3 separate regions of the Mus musculus genome follow, and regions 1 and 2 are each linked to region 3. The links are chromatin loops, found by intact Hi-C in ENCODE. Cell type or tissue: heart. All regions are shown on one strand.

Region 1 (8,000 bases), 540 kb after region 3:
TGTCCCCACAGTCCCCATAATAACTTGAGGGACTTAGAAGTATGGAGAATTAGGACCCATTATCACAGCAGTCCACGGGAGGAGTTAAGCAAACAGAGCTCAACAGTCTGTGACTTTACGTTGCCTGCAACAGGAAAACTACTGACATTAGACTCAAATATATCAGAGATGACCATTTTCATTACCAGGTTAATCACTACAGTGGCCAACTAGTAACAGAACGATGACTAGTTGGCAAGCAGGAGGACATACATGAAAGCCAGAAAAAAACCATAATCCCCCAAAAGTAAAATACACAGGACAGGTCAGAAAACACCATGAGACAGCCCAGGTAAGTACTTTTTCCAATGTAACTGGATAAATATTACAAACACTCAGAATAACTAGAGGGTTTTGTTTGTTTGTTTTAATACCTTCAGATAACCAGAGAAAGGCTGACGTGAAAGGGAACAGAAAATAAATCCTGGGCAAATATTAGCTGAAGACAGTCTAAGGTGCTGGAGCAACATTCCTGAGAAGAAACTTGAAGGCAAGCTCTGTTGATATGGGTACAGGCAGTAATGTCAAAGGCACAAGATGGAAAGTACTATCCACCTCGCCAACCACACACCCACTATCAGTGAGGCCAACGCTGACAGAGGGAGGCAGGTCCACAATGCTGTAGACCATCCTTCTGCAGCTGGCAGAGGGAGGTAGGGAGTGTGGGACCTGGCGGCCATAGGGAGCAGCTGTATCCACTCAGGTAAGATGTCAGTCCAGACACAGACCATGGTCAGGAGATAGCTCCCAAATGTATATGGTGAATACAATTATTTTCAAAAAGGCTCAAAGAACTTGTTTAAAAGAAAATGTTGAGTCCTTCAAGTAAGGGAGGGAGGAGGGGGAACAGCCACATTGAACCCCTTAATCAAAGCTCAGTGGTCTGTAGCCTCTGCTGCTGCTGACAGGAGTGCAGGCAGCTGTCTCCGGATGCAGACCCATGTGTTCCACACTTTCCAAGAACCAACATGCTACAGCAGATGACGGACAGAGGACACTCTTCCTATTCCATGATGCTACTTGGTGCAGGCTACTGGTCTTGTTAGGTCCCTGACCCTGCCTACACAGCTAGAAATAGCAATGGAGGAACAAAAGACTTGTGAAGAAGATGTATAAACTAGAGAAAGTCACGAGGAGGGAGAGATGCTATTTCCATGTGTGCATCAGTCCGGCACCGTTGCTGCAATGTACAAATGTAAGGCCTCACAAACATACAAATGTAAGGCCTCACAAACATACAAATGTAAGGCCTCACAAATGGAAACCTCAGAGATACACTGTGAGGAGTAAGGTGACACTGGATGTAGCTGTGAAGAACTAGAGCCATCAGCTAGTGAATGGAGGATATGTGTCCAACAAGACAATGTACCTAGAAAGGACACTGGATCCGGTGCTTTATCACTAGAAATGAGGGGGACAGCAGCTGATCCACTCTTCACGGAGGTGGCTTAGTGGTCACATGTATCCCTGACTTTGCTCCCATAGTAGGGCTCACCTCTCTGAAGCTGTTGTAGATCCGGCTACCCTGATGAGCTCCAATAGTGATTTCTGGGAGGTAGACCGGAATGGTCGTGTAATTCAGCACTTCTGTCTTATCCTGAACCCTGAAAAGTAAGACAAACATGGATTACAACAAGCCATCAAAATAAGTACCATTAGACAAATATTCTTAACTCTTCATGTATCTACAGGGACTGGGGAGATGGCTCAGCAATTAGAAGCACTGGATGCTAAGAGAATCTGGCTTCAACTCCCAGCAACTGCACAGCAGCTCACCACTGTCTATAACTCCAGTTCCAGGGGATCTGTCACCCTCGCAAGACATATATGCAGGCAAAACACCAATGCACATAAAAATAAATAAATCTTTAAAAAAAACCCAAAACAAACAAAAAACCCCAAAACAACAACAACACCACTACTACTAACTAAGTGCTGTTCACAAGCAGGCATGTTCAAGGCACCACTTCTCTTAAAGATCTCTGGGGTCATGTAGCCACTCTGCTAAACAGCTCCAGAACTGAGGGAGTTCTGAGAAGCCCTGATACCTTCAGATAGTGGGCTCTCGATGAAGGGTTTGGGAAATGGAAAAATGGAGCCAATGTGTACTTCACACACAATAGCAGGAGTAATCTACCAGCAGATGGTAGTCCCCACGTTATGCACACTATGCCCTCATTAGAAAGCCAAGTGACAGTACCACATGGAACTTGCTAGGTAGCACACTGGGCCATATTTATCAAGGGTAGATTCATTTCTGGTACTACTAATACCAACTGTAGGCTTCTCCCTTGCTTTACCATTTCATTCTGCTGATTCAAGAACGTTTATACAACTGTTACATCCCATTCTCTTCAAAGATGGGTTCAACATAAGCACTATGCTTGAAGAGACAAACCTTTTTTTTCCCCATTTTTTTCTTTTTTTAAAAATTAAATCTGGGCATAGTCATGCGCTAGACACCCTAGTACTTGGGAAGCTAAGGCAAAGGAACTGCCACAAGTTTGAGTCCAGCCTGGGCTACCTGGGGAGACAAATGTCTGAGGGGAAAAGGCACTAAAGCCTTTCTTAATCTTACAGGCTCAAGAAACAAAGTAATTATTTTCAACAAATTCTTAGCTATACCTAAGTTGTAAAGGCAAGAGAGGATGTTTCTTGTCTGCAATTTCCAAGTGTAGATTCTATAACTGTATCTGGTTCCTGGTGGCTAGATGGCTCACTATATAAACCCGTAGGCGACAGCCAGGTCCCCACAGAACTAGAACCTAAGAGGAATGCATGGTGCATGGGTCCGTGGGTCACGCTTGCTTCCACAAGAAATCACAGAGAAATGATGACTGTGGTAAGGCTGAACTTAGTTGGTGGCAGGAATGTCCTAGTGCAAATGCGCCACTCCCACAATGATCGAGCGATTCAAATCCCCCAAGCACAGTTGTTCGGGTAGCCCTGCCTGCCCGTCCTCCTGCGTGGTTTGCACTGGTTTAGGTGAGTGCCCATACTAGATAGACACTGTCAAAGATTAAGATTGCTTTTCTTAGCTTTCATATCCTATCCAGTTGGTTTTTTTCTGCCAAAAGAAATGAAAACATTTAAAAACAGTTCAAGCATACAAACAGTAGAGTCTGTAGAGGACACATTAGCCCTGCTCTGTAAGCTTGCTCTGATTAGCTGTTACATGAAATTCCACAGAGCCAAGGCCTGGCCTCAGCACTACTTTTGAGCACTCCCTCTCTACAGCAACAAGTTGACAACCTTCTCGTGCTCTTCATGACTTGCTAGCAGCATACACACACAGCTCTCTACTGTAACACAGGATTATTCTGTACCTGCTACTGTTAATTCTGTTGAAGTGGTAACAAAATATTTCAACTAAAAATGAAGTACACCTTAAATGTTAACAAATATCAAAGGAGGGTGTCCTGGAAGTATGTGAACTATAGAACAACAGCGCCATCTATGTATGATTTGCCAGAATTACAATTTACACATGCCCCAGAAAAAGAACAAGAAGGCTTTAAAAGTACTCTGTTGTGTACCTTACTTAAACCTGGAGAAACAACTCTTAGCAGAGCTCACAGGATGAAGAGAGACACAGCACATCTCCGGTAAATACTTGTCAGATAGGCTAGAGATAACATCCTTGATCAGAGATAATGAAGAACTAAAGGCACTGGGAAGCCTCTATGATTCAGAACACAAAGCTGATAAGGAGCTATGCTTACGCAATAAACACATTTCAACGCTACAGATGGAGAAACCCATCTGAGAACAATGTTCCTGCCACACCAGTGTCCAACTATGATGTGACGAAGTGTCACAGGCTGATTAGTGCCATGGGCAGACGGCTTTAACCAGAGGCACTGAGGCACGACAACAGAAAAGTACAGAACAGCAATTAAGGTTCTATGGCTGAATATTTCTCCCATAGGAGAGAGGCCACTTTTCTCCCACTTTCCACAGGCTGTTTTTACTTCCTCCTGAACTGTAGTTCTGCCTGAAACCCTGTGGAGAACTTGCATCCATCACCACAGTACTAGATCTCTGTCTGGAAACTTCCAGCAGCTGCAATGAGCCTCATGGGCAGTAGGTGGGGCTGGGAGGGTGGGTATGGGGGTGGGGGTGGGGGGTGCACTGAAATGTAGCTGAAATTAAACAGAAATGTTCTAAAACGATAATTTGGTCAAGTCTGGACCAAATAAGTCTAACTGGCAAGTGGCATGTTTACAGCAATTGTCTCAGAAACAGATCATAATTTTCACTCAAGAAATTAAGATCAGCACAATTACCATTGAAAACTTATGAAACTGAGGAGAGGGCACAACACAGGGAAAGGACAAAGCCACAGTAAATGAAATACAAGCAATTAATTGGATGTTGTAACTCACAAACTCTGGGAAAATTACAGGTCACAGCTCTATACCCTGATAACCATATAACTAAGTAATACCAAAATTATGAATTTTAAGCACGGGTCAGATCAACATGTGTTTCAGATCAAATTTAGAAAATGATATGGTATTATCTGTGGGAGGTCAAAAGCCAGAAATACTCCCTAGTCGCAGTGAGTCTGTTTGGATCTTAGTCCTCGTGCCCTAATGCTAGCTCATACACTCTGCCCAGTTAACTGATTCTAAAAAGCAAGGATCACAAGACATTTGTGTAACAGACTCAGGGCATTAAGAGGAGGTGTCATGGTGATAACAAGACAGTAATAACCTTGCAGGCTGTGAAGAATATAAAGTTCAACACTGGGATTCAGGTCACCAGGTGCTAGAGCAGGACAGAGGTTGCAGTTTCTGAGCTAATCCAGGAACAGAAATGTTAGTGCTTGAGAGCACTCTTCATAAAGAGGAAACAGGAACTCTCTTAACCTAAAAACAAGTAAACAAAACAGACGAACCTCTGGAGGTGTATTGGAAAACAGTGAGGGCAGTTAGGAACTGACCAGAAGCAGAGATCCAAAATGAAGGCACCAAACCACTCCAGCAGAGAACAACAGGATCAGAAGAGAAACCACAACAGAGTAGTACATCAGCCTTCAGAGTAGTCTTTGGGGAGAAGTGAGGGTTAGCATAAATGGAGGGGCCCAACAGCCTCAGACTCTATCCCAAGCACATGACAGAGCAGGGCAAGACAGGCACAGACAGGCTCAGAGTGCTGCAGCAGCTCCACTTCCTGACAGACATCTCACAGCATCTCCACCATCTGGGCTTTCCACTGCAAACCACCCTTCATTTTCTCATCTTCATGCAGCAATCTTATATGGCTTCCTGTCCTCTTAGGGCTGTCCTTCATGCAGGACTCCTCTGCCACACACTTCCTGGACTCATAGCTCCCTGAAACTACGGAAGAATTCCTGACTCCTCAATTCTTGTGTATTTCACGCCTCTAGGGCCAATACCATTTAGATAACATGCCAAGATCAGCAGCTAGCTTGGGATGGGCCCTCTTTGCCTTTGACCACATCGGTATGTTGAAGCTTCCTCATAAGGTAGAAGCTTAGCTGTATGAGGTCTTGTTTCCTGGGCATCTTACCCTCCAATGAGGGACAGTCCAATGTGGACTGGCCTTAACTAATCTATTTAAACAATTAAAGCCTCTCTTGACAGAGATGCCTTGGCTGTAAACATTAAACTTCCTAGTGCTTTTATTTTCCTCCAGGTTATATATGTTGTTATTTCTTTCTGTTCCATTTGCTCTTTTTCAGTGTAGAACTATATACGGGTTATCAATAATAACCTAACCACAGACTCAATGCTATACTCTCTTGAAATTTCCTCTGCCAAAGAGATTAGTCTATTACTTAATTAGCATCAGGCAAGTTCTCAGGACAAGGGCAGAAGGCAGCCAGATTCCTAGCCAAGGTATCACAGCCTAGCTGTTGGTAAAGTCCATGCGTGAGTATGAGCCTCAGTGCTACTGACTTTCAAGTTCCTACTACAAGAGCCCATTATGTTCTGCTTACAAAATGCAGCTACTTTACTAATCTAAAACATCAAAGCCTTCCACATACCTTAAAACAAAACAAATAAATAAAACATGGCCAGATTCTTCACAGCAACACCCCACTCTCTAGTACTAAAACCTCTAGGACAGCAGGGTAGAACGCCATAGAATCAGGAAGCACAATTTTTCTTACTGGATTCTAGGGGAACAGTGAATGGAATCATTCCTTCCACTTCCTGATACCTAGACTGGCTATGGAAGCAGCACCATATACTGAATGCTGATTCAAAGCACATACTACCTTCTGGAGAACCCTGGAGTGTAGGGAAATCTTCACAGTGAGCACCACTATGGGCAGGGTACCTGGCTATACATTTTATTTGAAAGATGAAATAGCCAGATGTGTGATTGGCTGAATATTGATTTATGAGCTGGAGACTATATTTTGGCTGGATGGTCAGGGCTACAGAATGAGGCAAATGCTTCCTGCCTGCTTGTCTTCATTCTTGCTGGCAAGTCCATCTATCCTGTTGTTGCAGCATTCATGCACCAATATTAGAACCAACTTCTTTGGGACTCTAATGTACACTTAAGACTCTGGGATTGGGGCTGGAGAGATGGCTCAGTGGCTAAGAACACTGACTGCTCTTCCGAAGGTCCTGAGTTCAAATCCCAGCAACCACATGGTGGCTCACAACCACCCGTCATGAGATCTGATGCCCTCTTCTGAAGACAGCTACAGTGTACTTATGTATAATAAATAAATCTTTGGGCCTGAGCAAGCAGAGATCCTAAAAATTCAATTCCCAACAACCACATGAAGACTTACAACTGTTCAGCTACAGTGTACCCATATACATAAAATAAATAAATAAATTAAAAAAAAAAAAGACTCTAGGAATCCTCCAGGCCCTCAGCACCAGATAGGGATTAGAGAGAATAGTGTCAAATAGCTATTGCTGGATTATCACAACAGCAACCTATAAATCAATCCAATAAATCAATCTCAATCTCTCTCTTTTTCACATACACACACACACATACACACACACACACACACACACACACACACAGCCCTACCTATTCAAGGGAACAGAATGTATGACTCCATTTCAAGCAGTAATAGGTATCCCATGGTATCCACAGGGTTGCTTTCAGAGACCCTGTGGAGAGCAAACTCTAAGGACATAAAAAGCACAGTACTGACTGTCACACAGCCTCCATGTTTCCAGCCACACACTTTCAGTAATTCTCACGGTGGACACAGCAGTCACTACAATGCTCAAAGAATACTGAGAAGGAAAAATCTCCACATACTCAGAACAACCACAATATTCAAACAAACAAACAAACAAACAAACAAACAACAACAACAAACTTGGCCAATGTTGTGGCTAAAGCAGGCTAACTGCACATTTCTTAGATGACAGTTACAATATACTAAGAGATCATATCTTGCAGTAGAGTGGAACAATGCCAGCAATGCTGTAAGGGACTGAGAGTGCACCATGCTGTCAGCCACCTGCCCTCCTGTGGAATGGCACTGGACACAGATGAGCTAGGAATTACAGGAAAACACAGCAACTGAAATGTAGTTTTTTTCTAAAGTATGAAATGCTGATACAAAGCAGAATATATTAAATGATCAGTTAAATTCAGAGATGGGGAAAGGAAACAATGTACTAAATAGAAAGCACAAGAGAAATGGATTCTAATAGTACTGCTCATTTTAATGTTAAAGATCCAAGTATAGAAGATACAACTGTCAAGACAATATGAAAAAAAAGACGTAACTACTCGCTGTGTAGAAAAATGACTTAAAATTAGGATAATAAAAGTAAAAGAATGGACAAGACACCATGCCTCTGCTGAGAGCAAAAGTTAATATTACTGTAAATGTTAATATAATATTTCAGACAGAGGAAATTTCAGAACAAAAGAAAACAGCAGGCATATGCAGATGAGCATTCTCTAATTAGAAGATGTATTTAACAACAACAATTGAAACACAAGGC
Region 2 (8,000 bases), 57 kb after region 3:
GTGGATGAGGTAGGAGAGGTAACTCACACTCTCTGTGAGAGCCAGGCTTTCAGAGGTCTGCTTAGCCTGCTTTAGAGTCACCCACGCCAGGTTCTCCTCTCCAGCACGGCTGTTAGGCCCCTCCTTGTCTCTAGGGATGGCATCCAGCCCACCACACCTGCCACTCACTTCAGTCCTATGTGGAAAGGCACATCAGTGAAGAACTACAAATGGCCTTTGTACACAGCAGAGAAACGTGTGGATTGAAAAAGGAAAGAAAAGCACAGCAGTATTTAAACATCTAATTAGGGCTATGTTAACAGGGCTTGGGATAACTGCTATTACAATGTTTCAAGTACTTAGGTCAAAGACATTTGTGTAGGTCTGTGGTGAGGACGCTGTAGAAACTTAAGCGTGGGTCTTGGGGGTTAGGTGGTGATGGAGCAGGTACTTTCTGCAGTGTCAATGTGCGAAGCTTAGCAGGAAGGAAAAAGTGAGCTATGGGCACCAACTGCGTCCAGCGACACAGGTGTAGCAACAGAGTCCACCACACAGCTGCTGGGACGCAGGGGTGAGTATAGGGTGTGGGGCATGGGGAAATAGTCTATAAAAGAAAAAGACCCTGGCAGAAATGGGCCTCAGGAGAGCGGTGCTGGCCATGAGCTGAGGAGCAGTGTTCACGTGACTGGTGGGCACTGAGTGATCATGTCCCAAGCCTTGCACAGACACTTCTGTACCACATGGTACACATCTAGTTCTATGAATGTTCTGGTTTGAAACTAGCTTAAAATTCAAAAAATTCAGGTTGGTAACTTTGGTGGGTTGAGGAAGGGATGGCTGAGGAATGGCTTGAGTCTAGGAGGGCACTTGTCTAGCTGGCTCTGTCCTGCTCCTGTGTGGAGAGTACTCTATAGCCAAGGGTCCCATGTGCAGGACAGTGGGCTATAGAGGGCAAAACAAAAGGCATGGCCTGAAGAGTGAAAGTCCCAGAAGACCTATGATAGCCCTGCATCCAGCCTGGGTCAGTAGCAGACAGCACCTGGACCACACATCCCAGGCTACTCTGACTGTTTCCCATGGGGCCACAGGGCTGTCCTCTGGCTGCTGAGCAGCTTCTGGCTTCATCTCATCTAGGCTGGCAGTGTTCCCCAGTGGCTGAGAAAGAACGCTAAGGAATGGAACTCCTAGGCTGCAAGAGGCCTGCCCTCCTGTTTATTTGGCAGCAGTAACAGTGTTGGGTGGCAGGGACAGGAGGGAGGCAGAGCACACCCCAGTTCTCTGTGGAGTGCCCCATGCCATGCCCTACTATTCACTCTTAAGACTTCCTCATTGCTGCCTGCCAGGGTCTAACTCCTAGGTCCGTGTAATCTGGCAAGAGGCGCCCTGAAATTCTAGCATAAACCCATCCCACTCCCATCTGCTCCTTGGTACTATCACTAGACCAGGCTACACCACAGAAGGGCTCTGTGTGAGCACAGCATCAAGAGCTTGGAGAACATGTCTGCTGGGAGCCCTCACTGGCAGTACTCTTTGGACTGGCTGAGTACCCGCAGAGGGGTCCCCTGTCTCCTGATTGAGGGTGAAGGCAAGCACTCAAAGGGCCCACTAGAGAGGGTGAGAGGGAGACAGGCTTAGTGCAGCCCAAGAACCCCCATTGTGGGACCACGACCTGAAGTCAGAGTCTCAAGGAAGAGACCAGAAGAAACTCTAGCTCTGTCTCTGTTTCTACTGCCTGTAGTTCTGGATCACTGCAAAAATCACTGTCTCTGAGCAGTTGGAGTCTGTGGGGTAAGCCAGGTTGGTGATGTAGAGTGCACTCTGGGATTACATAGGGCCCCACAGTTTGTCAAAGCCTACTTTTATTTGATAAAGCCCCTTCTGCTGATGCAGGATGAGTCTCTGCTAGCAAGAACCTGCCCATAGGAGTGCTGACTGACAGGGGCAAGACTCAGCTCCCGAGTCTAACCAATGGCTTCAGTGTGGCCAGGCCAGGGACTCTCCAGGCCTGCTCTGAGCCTTCCCCTCAGCAGTCTTAGAAAGGAACTGCAAATAGGGCAAGGGCTGGGTACCCCTGGCCGTAAGCATTCCTGAACAGCTTCCAGAGCTGACTGTGCTCTAGGCTTCTCTGCGCCGTGGCCTTAGTGGGAGCCAACCTTCCTGTCCTGGCCAGCAGGAGCCAAGGGCTGGAAACATCACTTGCAGATCAAACCTGGTAGGGATGTAAGGAGGTCTCGAGTACCTAGAAGTTTCTTACTGTCCAGTTTCTGTCTGTTGAGAGGATTTGTGCCGTAGAGGAGTGTGTGGGCCTCCGAGTGCACTGTCTGCAGCTCCTCCAATGTGGCCTTGCGTCCACGGATGCACTGTGGGACACAAGGGGAGAACATGTTTCTGTGTCAGCTCTATCTACCATGACAAGGCCACTGCCCCAGAGGGATGCAACCTGAATATGGGGATAGGCACATCATTACTGACTTTCTGAAAAGTGGAAAACAAAACAGCACATAACATCACATTTCAAAATATTGTAGATGGCTTATATTTTAATCATAGCTTTGAAAAACATTTAAAAAGAGAATTCTGCTTTTTAACATGACCCCCTTTACTGTCACACAATAATTTTCAATAAATTATTACTTTGTTTTCTAAAACCAAGGTCTGGGCTTAAAAATAGCAGGAAGTATCTAAAGTGAGGGAACTGCCTGAGCTCCTTCTCGAGGGGCCTCAAGCCACTGCTCTACTATCCCCTCAACACTAGCCCTTTGTGGGACACTTTGAACATGGTGACACACTGTGCTCTGTGCTGCACTAGGAGCTGGCTACTGTGCTCTTGTGCCTCCACACAGGCAGTAAGGACTGAGGAGATGTGGCTACCCTGCTTTTATCTATTGTGTTCTTACCCCTGCCTGGCTCCACCTGCTTTCTTGGCTGAGAATATGCCTCACAGTTTCTGCCTGCGTGTACTTTCCTGGGAGGGGACAAGAAATTGATGAATGCTGAAAACTGAAGGCTGCCTCAGGGCAACATCTGGACACACAGAATGGTTAGTTCATCCTGCAAGGCCAGCTCAACAAAGAGGAGATTTTTCTCACGACTTGTGTACACTGGTCAATGCTGCCCCCCAGTGGCATAGCATTCTGGACAGACTTCCAAAGCAGGTGCCTGTGGCCTCACCGCACCCCTGTTCATCATCTTCTATCCAGAGGGACTTCAGAAGCAGGTGTGGGCCTGATACTGAGACATCCTCAAAAGTGAGGTACAATACGGGTGGTAAGGGAGTCAAGGGCTATGTGAGCCCTGGGCTAAATCTAAACTCTGAATTCTCCAGTGCATAAGGGAAGGCAGGTGAGCCCACTGAGAGAAAACAGAAATTACTGCTGTTCCATGAGGTATTTACTGGCCTTTGAGGTTCCTTGTGCCCTAACCTATACTGATGTGCAGGACTGAAGGGATTTTTCTAGCTGAGGAGAAGACACAATAGGTTCCTGTGGCAGGTACTGCAGGCAATCCTAGGAGGTAGGTGATGCCAGCCTTAGGGCACAGGGAAAGGAACGAAGGCTCACCCGAGGCTAACAGCTCCCAGGCACAGGACCCTGGTCTCTGTCTCTGCCCTACCCAAATTCATCCTTTCTCCTCAGAGCTTAGGACTCCTGAGTACACAGGGCCTGGGAATGCATACCTGCTGTGTCATGACACAGGAACCCAGAGAGGCCTGACATGATCTTGGACAGAGCCCTTTTCTATGTGACCTGCTCTGCTGTGGCCAGGTATGGGGTGAACACTACACCCACTGGCAGGTAGGCCAGCCCTGCTGAGGGCAAGCATGGCACCTGGGGAAACTGAGTACCAATACCCAGAGTGACAACCCAATGTCTGCCACACAGCTCCTTGGGTAGAGACACTGGCATAAAGGAACCAGAGGCAAAGCTAACCAGGCTGAGGGGTACTTTCTATACTGGCTACTGCCTCACAGAACTTTCCTTCTGAGGAGGAAAAGGTCCAGAGTTCTCCGCATATCCCCAGAGCACCTTTCTGATACGTACAACAGGAGAACACGGGCTCATGAAGCCGACAGGGCTGGTGGGACATGTGGGCTGGTCTTCACTCTGGGTCTTGGATCCTTCCCTCACTTCATAAGCATGGATGTACACACTGGTCAGCCACAGGGAGCAGCTGAGAAGTAGCTAGGAAGAAGGCAGGGACAGCCAAGGGGAGTCGGCCTGGCATGTGGGTTTGAGAACAGAGCAGAGTGGAGCATCTTCTGTAGAAGACACCGAATCTTAAGGAAGCAGGTAATGTGCCCTCAAGAGCTCATGGAGAAGAGGCTAGACACCCAATATGGTAGTGCTGGCACTGCAGATCTGGCAGAAGGTGACTGGGAAATGAGGACTTCACTCTTAGAAGTTATTATGGCTCAGACCTGTATGCCTAAACTAGTTCTCAAATGAACAGGCTGTCACAGGGAAAAGCCAGCTCACACAGCAAGCTGTCTCCTTTCTGCTTCTCTGTTACATTGTGGCTTAGTCAGGGGATTCTCATTAGATGTTGGTACTCTGTTTTTGACCCTCTAGCTACTAAAACTGTGAGGTGGTAAACAGACCTCTTTGCCTTATAAAGTATAAGCCTCAGGTATTCTATCACAGCAATAGAAAAGGAACCAAGACAGGCTTCTCAAAAGGCCACAGACAGAATGGATGGAGATGAGAATACATAGGCAATGTTTCCTGAACCCTCTCCCTTACTACAACATGAATACAGACTGGTAGAGAATATGAATACCGCAGGCTGGAGGCCATGTCCTGGCACAAACAAGGTGGAAGGGGTCTCTGTCCCTATAGACCCCATACCTCACACTTGCCACGGAGTCCAGTCTCCTGCAGGCGGGACCAGATGCTCTGGATCCTCCCAGCATGCTCCGGGTGGCTGTTGGTGTTCCCACAGGTGCACTGATGCTTCAACATCAGTGTGTCATACACAAGACCTACAGTGGAGCAGAGCTAAGTCAGAGTAGTCCCCAGGGCTGAGCCACCCAATGCCAGAAGGTGGCCCTAAGATAGCAGCAGAATTCCTAGGAGGGAACAGAGCAGAACTGGTTCTTGGTTCAAGTTCATCCCACCCCCTTTCCAAGCTGGTACGAGAGGATCGTGATAAAAGCATAGTCAGAGAGAGACCCAGCACTGGCCAACACTGCAGCTCAGGAAGACTGGCTACACCATAGGGCCAAGTTATGGATAGAAAGGCGAAAAGGTAAGACAATGGCACTGAGGTCTGGGTGGCCTCTGTGCTACACTGACTTCTAGGAATGGCAGGTGTTGGTCCCCTCAAGGCCTGCCTGCGTAGTCACTGCCCAGGCTCTGCAGCAAGCAGGTCAGTTAGGTGGGCACTGTCCAAGGTACCAGGTGGTCCGGGTCTGAATGGGTTTTGTGGCTTGCCAATTCAGAGCAGCTCAACTTGGGGGGGGGTGCGGCTGGGGGGAGTGAGAGGTGGCGTGTACCCGCTTACTCAAGATGTATACAAGAATACAAAGAGAACTGGACCTTTTATGTGAGATGCATATGCAGATGTGAATCAAGCAAGTACATGAACACAGCCTGTAGCTTTGGACTGTAGAGCTGAGCCAGCCGCACAAACAGAAGGTCTCTTCTGACCAGCCACAGAGAACACTATGAGCTGTAGCACTGAGCACTGTTTGCATGTAAGTTGCCATGGAGGTTATCATTGCAGAGTTTCCCTTATCTGAGCTGCAGTCCTTTAAGGACATGCAGAGGTGCAATTTTATTGACTGTTTGATTGATTGATTAGGTAATTTTAATTTTGAGATATTACTACTGAAACTTTTCCCTAAAATAGGAAGTTTCCTTCTAAGAAAAGAACATGACTATAGTTGCAGTGTTCTTCAAGACACTTTATAAGACCTATGAAGGATTTATGGAATTTCCCTTCATTTCATTACAAAGAAATATTAAATCAATAATACAAAGAATCACCCTAGCTTCTTTGCTTGCCACCACAGGGAACTCTTGGAAGGGATGGTGTGGTCATCTTGGGAAGATAATCTCTGTCCTTGCAGCTGTGGTCTACACTCTCTGTTGAGCTCACCCTAGACCTCTGGACCTTTAAGGAGCAAACTAAAGTGGCACTGAGACACTACTTCCAGTCCACAGGGCAGGTGCAATGCCAGAGGGGGAGAGAGGTCCAGAGTCTGCTCTGCTCCAGCAGAGTTTCCACTAACCATTGTACAGGGTGTCACAGAGCCTCCTGGCAATGTTGATGTCCTAGGCTTGGTATAGGAGAATATATGCAGAAGATAAAGCTGCTATTGCTGCTGATCAAGAATGAAGGCTGGGAAGCCCCATGCTGGCACACAGGTGGGACTGCTTTCTTCAGGGGAAAGAGAAGGTGGTTTTCTGAGTTTTTGGCTAGCCCCAGAATAAGAGGACCATGGTGTGCCCCATGACTGAGTGGTTCTCAGGCATGGCATGGTGCTGGCTGCTTGTCTCTGGACAGCTGCAGGCTGTTCCCTTAACCTCTCATTAGTGGCTTCCTCCACAGCCCCCCTCCCCCACATCCTATCCCCTACTCCAAGCAAGAGGTCATGAGTTACCTGTGGTGAACCTTGGCTTGGTGGGGGGCTCCTGGACTGACATGGGGAAGGTGGCAGATGCTGGGGAGGACTGTGCCCGAGACAGAGGTCTGTGGCTGCCAAATGACACAGGGATGCCAGCAGCCTCCATAGATGCCTGGTAGTTTCTTAACTGGTGGATCCTCTGCTGCTCCAGTAGGAGGGCTTGCTGCAAGGCAGGAAAGAGGGCCATTAGTACAGACCATTTCCCAACAGTCAGAGATACTTATTACATAGTCTCCCCTAGCCACTGACAGGCCTCTCTGCCATGGGACAACTAACCATGGATGCATGGCTCCTAACCATGTGCCATGACCTGAGTGGGATCATAGAGGAGAAGGCATTTGACATACAAGCCCCGTTTAAAAGGATGAGGGGAATTGCCATCTCAAAGGCCCACAGGGAGATATGGTCCAGGTGGGGCTTGGGAAGAATTCTCTGAAGAGATGGTGAGCAGTAGTGGAGGGGCTGGTAATGGACAGAAGTCAGGTCCTTGGCTGGGAGAATCATTCTGGCCAGCGTGAGAATGGGACAGTGAGTGTACACTGCCATCCCTCTCTCCACAGGTTCTTCTGGTAGTGAAAGGGTGACTAATTTGTGGACCAAACTTGGCCGGAAAGCAAAACAGACACAGAAGGGCCAGCTCTATATTATCTACTGTGTTCCTACCCTGGCCTCTCACCATCTAGTATTCTCATGCTAGGAAGGACAGAACTATGAGAGAAATGAAGGGACATGCTACTAAGAGCTCAGGTGCCCAGGGCAAGGACATACTGTGGGGGAGATAGAATCTGGGTGGGTGTCTGAGAAGTATGGGGTCACCACCCAGGGGATTAGCACCCTGAGGGATGTAGACCCTGATAGGGAATCTAGGGACTGGCAGAGGTGCAAGTCCTCATGGGAAGTAAGCCAGCTCGGTAGAGTGAGGCAAAGAGGAGATTTCCAAGGTTGGCCTGGCCAGAGGCAGTAGTGAACACTTCCTAGGGCCTGAGAGAGCTGAAAAGGGAAGCCATTTTATCCCATGCCACTGCTGCATATTAAAAAGGCAATCTAACTCCAGCCCACACCCACAAACTTCATCTCAAGTCCTATTTGGTGAACAGATCTTATGGAAAATGCTCACTCCTGAGAAACACAGCAAACCCTGAGCTGTGAGCAGAGGAGAGGAACTTTTTTGCAGACAGGAGGGGAACTGCAGACACTGGGACACAGTAGGGAGGCAGGGCACCTCTAGTAGGCTGTGAACACCCAGGCCGAAGCAGAAGGCTCAGAGCCTCCCCAGCTTGCATCTCCATGGGGCCCAGGCTGGCTCTGAGTGATATTCCCTCTGTGCATTTCCACAAACTGTTCTGTGCCTGTGATCCCCATGAAAGAGCTTCATTGATTATTCTCCAGAGAACAC
Region 3 (8,000 bases):
CTGACGATACCTGTGTGCTCACTCCTGAGTTTAGGGGTACCTGTGGTGGCTTCATAATGAGTTCTCTAGAAACAGAAAGCAACCTCCTGGGTATCTGGGGGTCACCCAAGAAGTCACTTAATCAGTGGTACCTCAGGGTGCTGATGGCTGTACAACCTGTGGTTCCTGTGCTCTTAGAGTCCCTTGTCATTGGTGAACATCCTTTTGACAAACTGTGGCAGGAATCCTAGAAAGAGCTTGTGGCTATAAGGCCCAGTGGCTTTTCAGGGATGTGGGTTGGCTTGGCTGTCTTCACAGGAGTTTCTGTTTTATTGATGTGTGGCTTACTCAACTAGGCAGTGTGGATGTAGAAAAATACTTCCAGTGGTCATTTTTTTTTCTTTTTACCCACAAAATGACTTCAAAGGCACCACCATTCTGTGCCCAGCCAACAGGGTCCATCTACCCTGTCTAGGATGTGATATCTGGATCCCACTGTGTTCTTTAGGCCCGGCTCATGAGCCTATCAGGGAGCTGGTAGGGGTTGTCTCCCCAAAGTAGCAGGCTAGTGCCCCTTTGGAGGTTCAGGAGATCCTTAGAACTGTATGCCTAGGGCTCACTAGGCTTATTCCAGGGACACATTCCCAACCTATCTGCACACAGAACGATCCTGCAGACTAGTGTTTCACAGAACCCCAGTTTGGAAAACTCACACACCTGTCTGTGTGTGTGTGTGTGTGTGTGTGTGTGTGCGCGTGCGCGCGCAGGTTTTCTAATGCAGAAACTCCTGCATCACAGTAAGTGATGACTGAATCCAATCTCTGAACAGGCTTGGTTGGCATTCACAGCTGTGTGTGTTCTATGTCGCTGTAACCCAGGCCCTCTGAGGACAATTTTGCTGATACAGGAGAGCCATAAGTAGGGCAGTGGGCAGGCTAATGGTAGGGAAATAACACCTGTCTAGACAAAGATCTTACTGCCTGTGCAAGGTTCTCACACTATTTTAAACATTCTATCATCTCTTCCTTCTCTGTGGAATGAGGATCTGAGAGGGCACAGTGGGGCTCCCTGGGGAATGTTTTACTGGGAGTCAAGCTAATCTTGAGCGCTGCCTGACAGATATTGTTAGAGGCCAGGGTCCAGTCAGGGTGGCTTTCAGATGGTGTGTCTGTTCAAGTGGGGAGAGGGATTCACCATGGCACCTATGCAGACTCACGAGTGACCAGCAGTCAGCCCGTTTCACCATCTGGTACTAAGATTCCCCGATGATGCAGACCAGGAACTGCAGGTGTGATGCGTGCCACTGGGCCAGACTGAGGGTGGGTTCTCACAAACATGGTGCTGGGCTGAACTCCCCGGTGGAAGAAACCTGTGGCCATCTTGCTGCAAGTCAGGACTTACCCACAGAGGCATTGCTTGACCAGGGACAGACTCTGGAGCAGACAGGGGCTAATCCAGGCACTCGGGAGGAATGGCCTTTGTGCAGAAGACCTCTCTTGTCCTCCTGATGAGGAAGGTTCTTGCAGACCCTGTGCAACCCACGCCAGATCTCTTTGCCTGCTCTAGTGGTGGGTGGCTCAGCTGCCTCTGGGTTCAGAATGACCTTTCTTCCCACTTCCCGTGTGGGAGTGCTCGTCCCGGCCAACGCGCATCGGTTATCTTGAATCATTGTAATCTGCTCACTGAAGCATTTCCACCTGTGGGATTTGGATGATCCATAAAAGAGACAGAACTCCCCGCTGAACGAAGGAGAGCTATGCATTCGGAACTTGACTTATGGTCACAAACCCAAACGTGTATAATTTTTCTGCTAAGATTGGGGATGAGGGAGGATTACATGTGACCTCGGGTCTGCTTCATTTTCCTTCTCAGAAACCAGACATTTATATGGCTGATTTTAAAGTCGCTCTTAGAAAATGGGAAAGCTGCATGCATGTATATAAAGCTTCAATGAAAAGCAGAAAAGGTGGGGAGGGGGACTCGTTTGAATTTTCAGGGATAGTTGTTCAACTATATCTATACAAACACATATTATATGGTCATGAAAAGTCATAAGCACATGGACATGATAGACATCGGTACCGTGAAGTGTGTTCAGATCAGCACGTGACTTACAGTAGGAACACGCAGCAAATGCCATACTCTGAGCACAGGGCAATGAGTCAAGCTCAGCGCTTACAGCTGCCAGTCACAGGATGCTTTGTTAAGATGGTGAGGTTCTGAGGAAATCTTATTATTAATGCTTTAAAGTTACTTTAGTACCCAATAAGTAGATGTATTTTTTTTAATTAAGTAACTAGATAACTCTTGTCAAATCTCTCTTGCTTCTGAGTTCATAAGAAGGCTCTGGGCTGTTTTCGTCGAGGCCCAGCCTCTCCAGCATCCTCCACAGGATGCTAGGAAGTAGGTGAGGCCCTGCATCACAGGGTCCTTGCTGTATTGGCTGTCAGTCAGCCCAGCTGTGAAGCCCTGGGAGTGGACATCATCGGCAGTAGGATATACTTCCTGTCTCAGCTGAGCAGTGGCTGCCTGCCCCACAGCCTGGGGGCTTCAGTCTTGTTTGTTGAGTGTCACAGGTTCTAAGTCTGCACCTGAACTGACAGTCCTGTGGGAGAGAGAGGGCATGTGGCATGGTGGCCACCCCTGGCCATTGCAGTTTTGGTCAAGGCTCCTTTTAAAGAAATGTTTCTGCCACTGGGAAGAGTGATTTTTGAAACCTGATGCATGGGCATAGAATCAACGGGAGTTGCAATCTTGCTGGGATACCTTAGCTGGGACACTGTGGCTCGCAACTTTGTTGCTTTTGAAGGCTGAGAAGGGAGGAGGTAGGTGCTGCCTGCAAGGACTTGTGTAGGAAAGCACTGTGAAGTTCAGCTGGAGACGCTGGGAAGGGGCAGCGGTTTAGACAGGATGCCAGGTCTGTGGGTGGTAACAGACCTCCCAAAGCCTGGGCTACCGGCAGTACCTGCTAACACCTTGAGGGCAGGGTGGTGCTGGACAGGACTGGAGGTGGGGTGTGGGTAAAGAAGAGGCTCCTTCCTTCAGCCTTCTAGCCCTGCCCCCTGGCCGCAGGCCTGTGTTACCATGTCAACCAGGGAAACAAGTGTTTGAGAGGGTGACCACCCAGGACTTGGGGCTGAGTAGGGTGTGTGCCATTGTTAGGTGACATCAGTGAGAGGTCTTGTCTTCCTTAAAGAAAAACAAACCTAGGAGGGACAGAAGGGCAGTGCTCAGAGCACAGCTGACAGAGACCAGGAGGACGAAGGAGAGACCAGCCCTGCTTGTCCTCCATCCTTGGCATGCAGCTGCTGTATGCTCCCAAACTGACAGATTTTTTAAAAGTCATGTTACATTTCTTTACACCCACTTCCTCCCCACAGACACCCCTTCTTCTCTGCACAGTGAGCATCCTAGGTTAGCAGGCTGACTCCCCTCGGCCTTCCTCTGCACCAAGAGTCCAGTGCATTGTCTGCATTTGCTCCATCACATCTGGTCTCTGGTGCCCTCCCTCACAAATCCCCCATCCCTGGTCTCCAAGGAGGAGATTTGGCCTACATCTCCATAGCTGCTTTTCACAAGGATGTCAGAAATCTGGCTGGAAGTCCTAGAACCCTCCCCCGCCCCGCCCCTGCCTACACTAACATTCCATCACATCCCAAACATCTGGCTGCATCTGCATTGCTGAGCGAGTTGCCACAGCCCACATTGCATGCGGGCATGGGGACCTTTAGACAGAGGGAGGGTCTCACCACTGGCCTGTGGCTCAGATCTGAGGTCAGAAGGCATGCTGTCCCACAGACTCCTCCTCCTGTAAGAATCTCACAAGATTGTCCTCAGAGTGAAACTCCAGAGCAGTGGATGTGGCCCTGGGACCTGTTAGCCCCTCCAGGTCCTCATGGGGGCGGGGGTGGGTGGGTGTCTCATCCTTGGAGTCTGAGCCAAGGCTTGGCCCTGTGGACTCCAGAGCAGCTCAGGTACCCAGGGCAGGCCTTAAAAAATACATAAAGGGCTTGGTAGATGGTTTAACTGGTAAAGTGCTTGCCTTACAAGCATGAAGAATGCATGGGAGTTCCATCTTAGAGATAATGCAAAGGCATTTGTAACCTTAGAACCGGAGGCAGAGAGAAGCAGAGATCCCGTGTTCACTGGCCAGCCAGCCTAGCTTCCAGTGACACCCCCTCCGCCCCCAGGGAGACACCTGAAGATGACTCCTGCACATACACAAGTGGGTGATGCATCCTGTGTTTTTGACACGTGCAGGCAAAATTGGGGTGAATTTGAGAGTGAAGATACAAAGCAACCCTGGGCAGTGAGGCCACCTCTGAAGGTCAGAGGAAATGGTGGGGTAGAGTTCTGACAAGTCTGAGCCCGTGGTCCCTTGTCCTCTCCTAGCAAACCCCTGAAATACTGAAGTCGGGGGAGGGGTCGGGGGAGGGGGCAGATCTTTCTTGTCCTATTAGGACCTTTTGTGGCCCCTGGCTTCCAGACACACTAGCCATGCGGCCTGCTTAGATCACTCAGGACCTTTTGGACAATCCAGAGCTGACTTTTCATCACACTTTGCTGATTAAACTCTTGACCCATGGTGGGAAGCTTGCTGTCTGTGGAGCTGTGTCATCCTGCGGCCCTGACCCCATAATCCACGGGATCCATGGCAGGGACCACAAGGGGGCGCCATACCTCAGTGTTAATTTTCTAGCAGACCTCTCAGTCCCTTGGCAAGGTCTCCTGATGGGGGTGTCCTCAGGGAGGGGTCAGTTTGCATTAGAGGGCTGAGTGTCAGTGATTCACCTCTTCAGGACAGAGGACACTTTGGGCAGGAAGGAGGTGTCCATAGTTTTTGTGTGGGTGGAGGACTCGGCGAGGCCCTCTCTCAGGGAGTCCCTCTCTCAGGGAAGGTATGGGAAAATCTTGTCTTTTTCAGGTTATTCACCCTACCTCCACCCCCCATCCCAAGCTGCAAGAATCTTAAAGCAAACAAATCAGTTTCTGCAAGAGAACACAAGATGCAATATCCATGGATACAGATACATATGTGTATCCTGTGGACACACACACACACACACACACACACACTCGAAAACACAAGATACACCACCCACATATACATATACATATACATATACATATACATATACATATACATATACATATACATATACATATACATATACATATACATATACATATACATATACATATACATCATATACATATACAACATCATATACATATACAACATCATATACATATACACATACACATACACATACATATACATACTTCTGTGTCATAGATAGGCACACACACATGATTTACCACCCACAGATACACATATATACCTGTACACACACACACACACACACACACACCCCACACACACATGCACATATTCTGCTCACATCCCTCCTGCTCCTCTAAGCAGACCTCCTCTGCCAGAGCCCTGGCAGGCCCGCCCTGTCCAGTTCCCAGGTTGATTTACCGCCCAAGAGAGTGAGGAAGCCCAGACTCCCTTATGGACTATACTTCCTTGCCAGCAAAGTTCAAGGTAGGGTCAGTTCTCTTCAGCATTGGCTTTCCAGCTCCCTGCCAAGCTGGGCCACAATATCCCTTTGGGGGAAGGAGACCTCCCAAGCAGAGGGTCCAGAGGACTGAGGACGCATAAGGAGCAAGGAGATGCAGGCTGGGGTACAGAGCCCAGTGGTGCTCTCCCTTGTGTTGTGAACACCCTCCCAGATCCAGCCTCTCACACAGTGTGTCTGTAAAGGACGGTGGCTTGGTCAGGGGACCTCCAGTCCTTCTGTGCCAAGTAGGATGCTATGTATGGCCTGGGGGGCTTTGGTCCCTGTAGACATCGATGTACCAGCCTGGCAGGAACCTGATTGTATCCTCTTAGGCTGGAACTGTCTTGAGGGTAAGGACCGTACCAGGCATCCTAGTGAGAAACTGCAAGGAATATTCCGGAGGAATGGAATCCTGAGAATCACCACCAGCACAGATATCACATCAGGGTGGGTGGAGGTTGGGGGTGGGGCTGAGGGTGGGGCTGTTGGACTAGTCCAAGCCAGCACCTTTTCTTTGCAGGTCTTCCTGTTTGAATAAGTAAACTTTGTTTTTCCTTGATGCGAAGCAATATGCTGTTTCTTATTGAAACGCTAGTAGACACTCTTTTTTAGTTGTTGTTTTTGTTTTTTTTTGTTCTGTTTTCCAGACAGAGTTTCTCTGTGTAGCCCTGGCTGTCCTGAAACTCACTTTGTAGACCAGGCTGGCCTTGAACTGAGAAATCCACCTGTCTCTGTCCTGGAACTCACTTTGTAGACCAGGCTGGCCTCGAACTCAGAAATCCACCTGTCTCTGCCTCTCTAGTGCTGGGATTAAAGGCATGTGCCACCACGCCCAGCTTAGTAGACACTCTTAAACAAGCAAAACGACATTCTACACACAGCCTCACCACAGCAGCTAAGTGAGAGCCTTGGATGATGTGTTCAACCCTCAGACCTCTATTAACCGCTCTTCGGTTTTTCAAACAACGGTATTCTTACCCTGAAGCTGGACGAAAAGTTCCTTCCCTAACTCTTTCTAGTTAGAAGCAACAGGGGCAGTGAACAAACAGCCTGAAACTGTGGTGCTGCCTTTACCTCCTTGAATCGTTTATAGGGTGCAGGGGCTGCAGAGACCCCTGACTCCTCCTCTCTTGAAAATTCAGATCTCCCCAAGAGCAGTGGATATAGCCCTGAGTGGCATGGAACTTGCTATGCAGACCGTGTCAAGCTCCACCCACCCACAGAGCTCCACCCACCTCACAGAGCTTCACCCACCTCACGGAGCTCCACCCACCTCACGGAGCTCCACCCACCTTTGTTGGATGTCTGTATTCTTACTTTCTCAAAGGATTAAGGAGGTACCTAAACCGAGACTCTGGAGAGCTCACATTCAGAAAGAGAAAGAGAAGCATCCTTATCAAGGGGAAGGAGAAGGCCATTCCTTTAAAATGGAGGCTGGGTCCACAGGCTGCCATCTTCTCCCCAAACCCACTGAACCATGCAAAAATCAAGAAAACCATCATCAGCCTGTGATGGTTGCAGAAACACACGTGCTTTCTCTACCCAAGCAGTATGAGCACGGCCACTGGACAAGAGCATGGACAGGAACTCCTTGAGAGAGAACCCGCGAAGGCTGACAGCCTGCAGTTCCCAGGAGGTCACTCCGGGAGACCACAGCGGCAGCGCTCTGGTGAACACCAGGACACCTTTCTTCAGACCAGACTGTATCTTTTGAGTGTGAAGTTGATTGAGTGTTTCCCTGAGCCAAGCCCAAGGGAGCCAAGGCTCAGAGCACAAGAAGGAGCCAGGCCCACCCTGAGCTGGCTGCTGGCCTTCCATGGTTCTGTCTTTGAGCGGCTTGTCCCCTTCCTACCCTCCCCCGGCTTGTCTGCCTGGCTTCTCTTTCCAATTCTTAATTCTTCTTTTACAAGGTTATAAAAGTTTCCTAGAATGGTTGGGAATATAAAGGAGTGTAGAAAACATTTTGGGCTGGGACCATGACATGTGGGCGTGGGGAGCCATCATGGCTCCCTCACAGGCCAAGTGACTCACGCAGACCAGTGTCCCGACCACCCAGAAGCCAGGTCTCTGTCTCTGGGACAGTTCCTGATTGTTACAGGCCTCTGGGATGGCACATGTGGGACCCAGTTTTGAAGGTGGAATTCCAGGAGGCTGGGCATTCTAACTAGGGCTGCTCTGTGTTCTGGGTCTCTGCCACCATTTTCCCTCAAATGCCCTCGGGAGGCAGGTGTTCTACATGTGTATATGTCATAGATTTTGACAAGAGTAAGCCTTCAGTTCAGTGGCCCCATGGCTGACTCTGGCACATGTGGGGTATGGGTACTTACCCTATCTGTCCAAGATATCTCTATAAGAACATTCAGATGCTTTGGTCCAGATGGAAGGTGACAAGACTATAGATAATAGTTCTGTTCCATAATGGGCCCTTGCTGGTTCTATTTTATCCAGGTATCAGTC

What was found. Hi-C counts contacts between places; a loop is a spot of excess contacts. Peaks named below come from ENCODE experiments on the same cell type or tissue, not always from the same donor. Only the 100,000 strongest peaks of a DNase experiment are listed, where the experiment ranks them.
Region 1: a loop joins it to region 3, with 4 times the contacts of the local background. A loop is called at or near these places in 12 of 42 quality-filtered maps.
Region 2: it touches region 3 in a loop (11-fold over the local background); 9 of 42 quality-filtered maps call a loop at or near these places.

Annotation. Positions count from the first base shown.
Region 1 is chr1:92,450,477-92,458,476 of GRCm38, forward strand. Ndufa10 (NADH:ubiquinone oxidoreductase subunit A10) reads right to left here. Exons shown (of 10, transcript NM_024197.1): 9 at 1,535-1,643. Among named protein-coding and RNA genes, the nearest start is that of Mir6900, 10 kb to the right of the region's middle. In heart, a CTCF peak has its summit at 3,497; no DNase peak of the experiment used is centred here.
Region 2 is chr1:91,966,120-91,974,119 of GRCm38, forward strand. Hdac4 (histone deacetylase 4) reads right to left here. Exons shown (of 27, transcript NM_207225.2): 14 at 6,581-6,767; 15 at 4,824-4,957; 16 at 2,234-2,339. Among named protein-coding and RNA genes, the nearest start is that of Gm46242, 90 kb to the left of the region's middle. In heart, a CTCF peak has its summit at 3,108 (motif pointing left); a DNase peak (open chromatin) is centred at 1,122.
Region 3 is chr1:91,909,373-91,917,372 of GRCm38, forward strand. No RefSeq gene overlaps it. Among named protein-coding and RNA genes, the nearest start is that of Gm46242, 34 kb to the left of the region's middle. In heart, a CTCF peak has its summit at 4,642 (motif pointing right); DNase peaks (open chromatin) are centred at 3,569, 4,719 and 5,509; H3K27ac peaks cover 1,060 bases.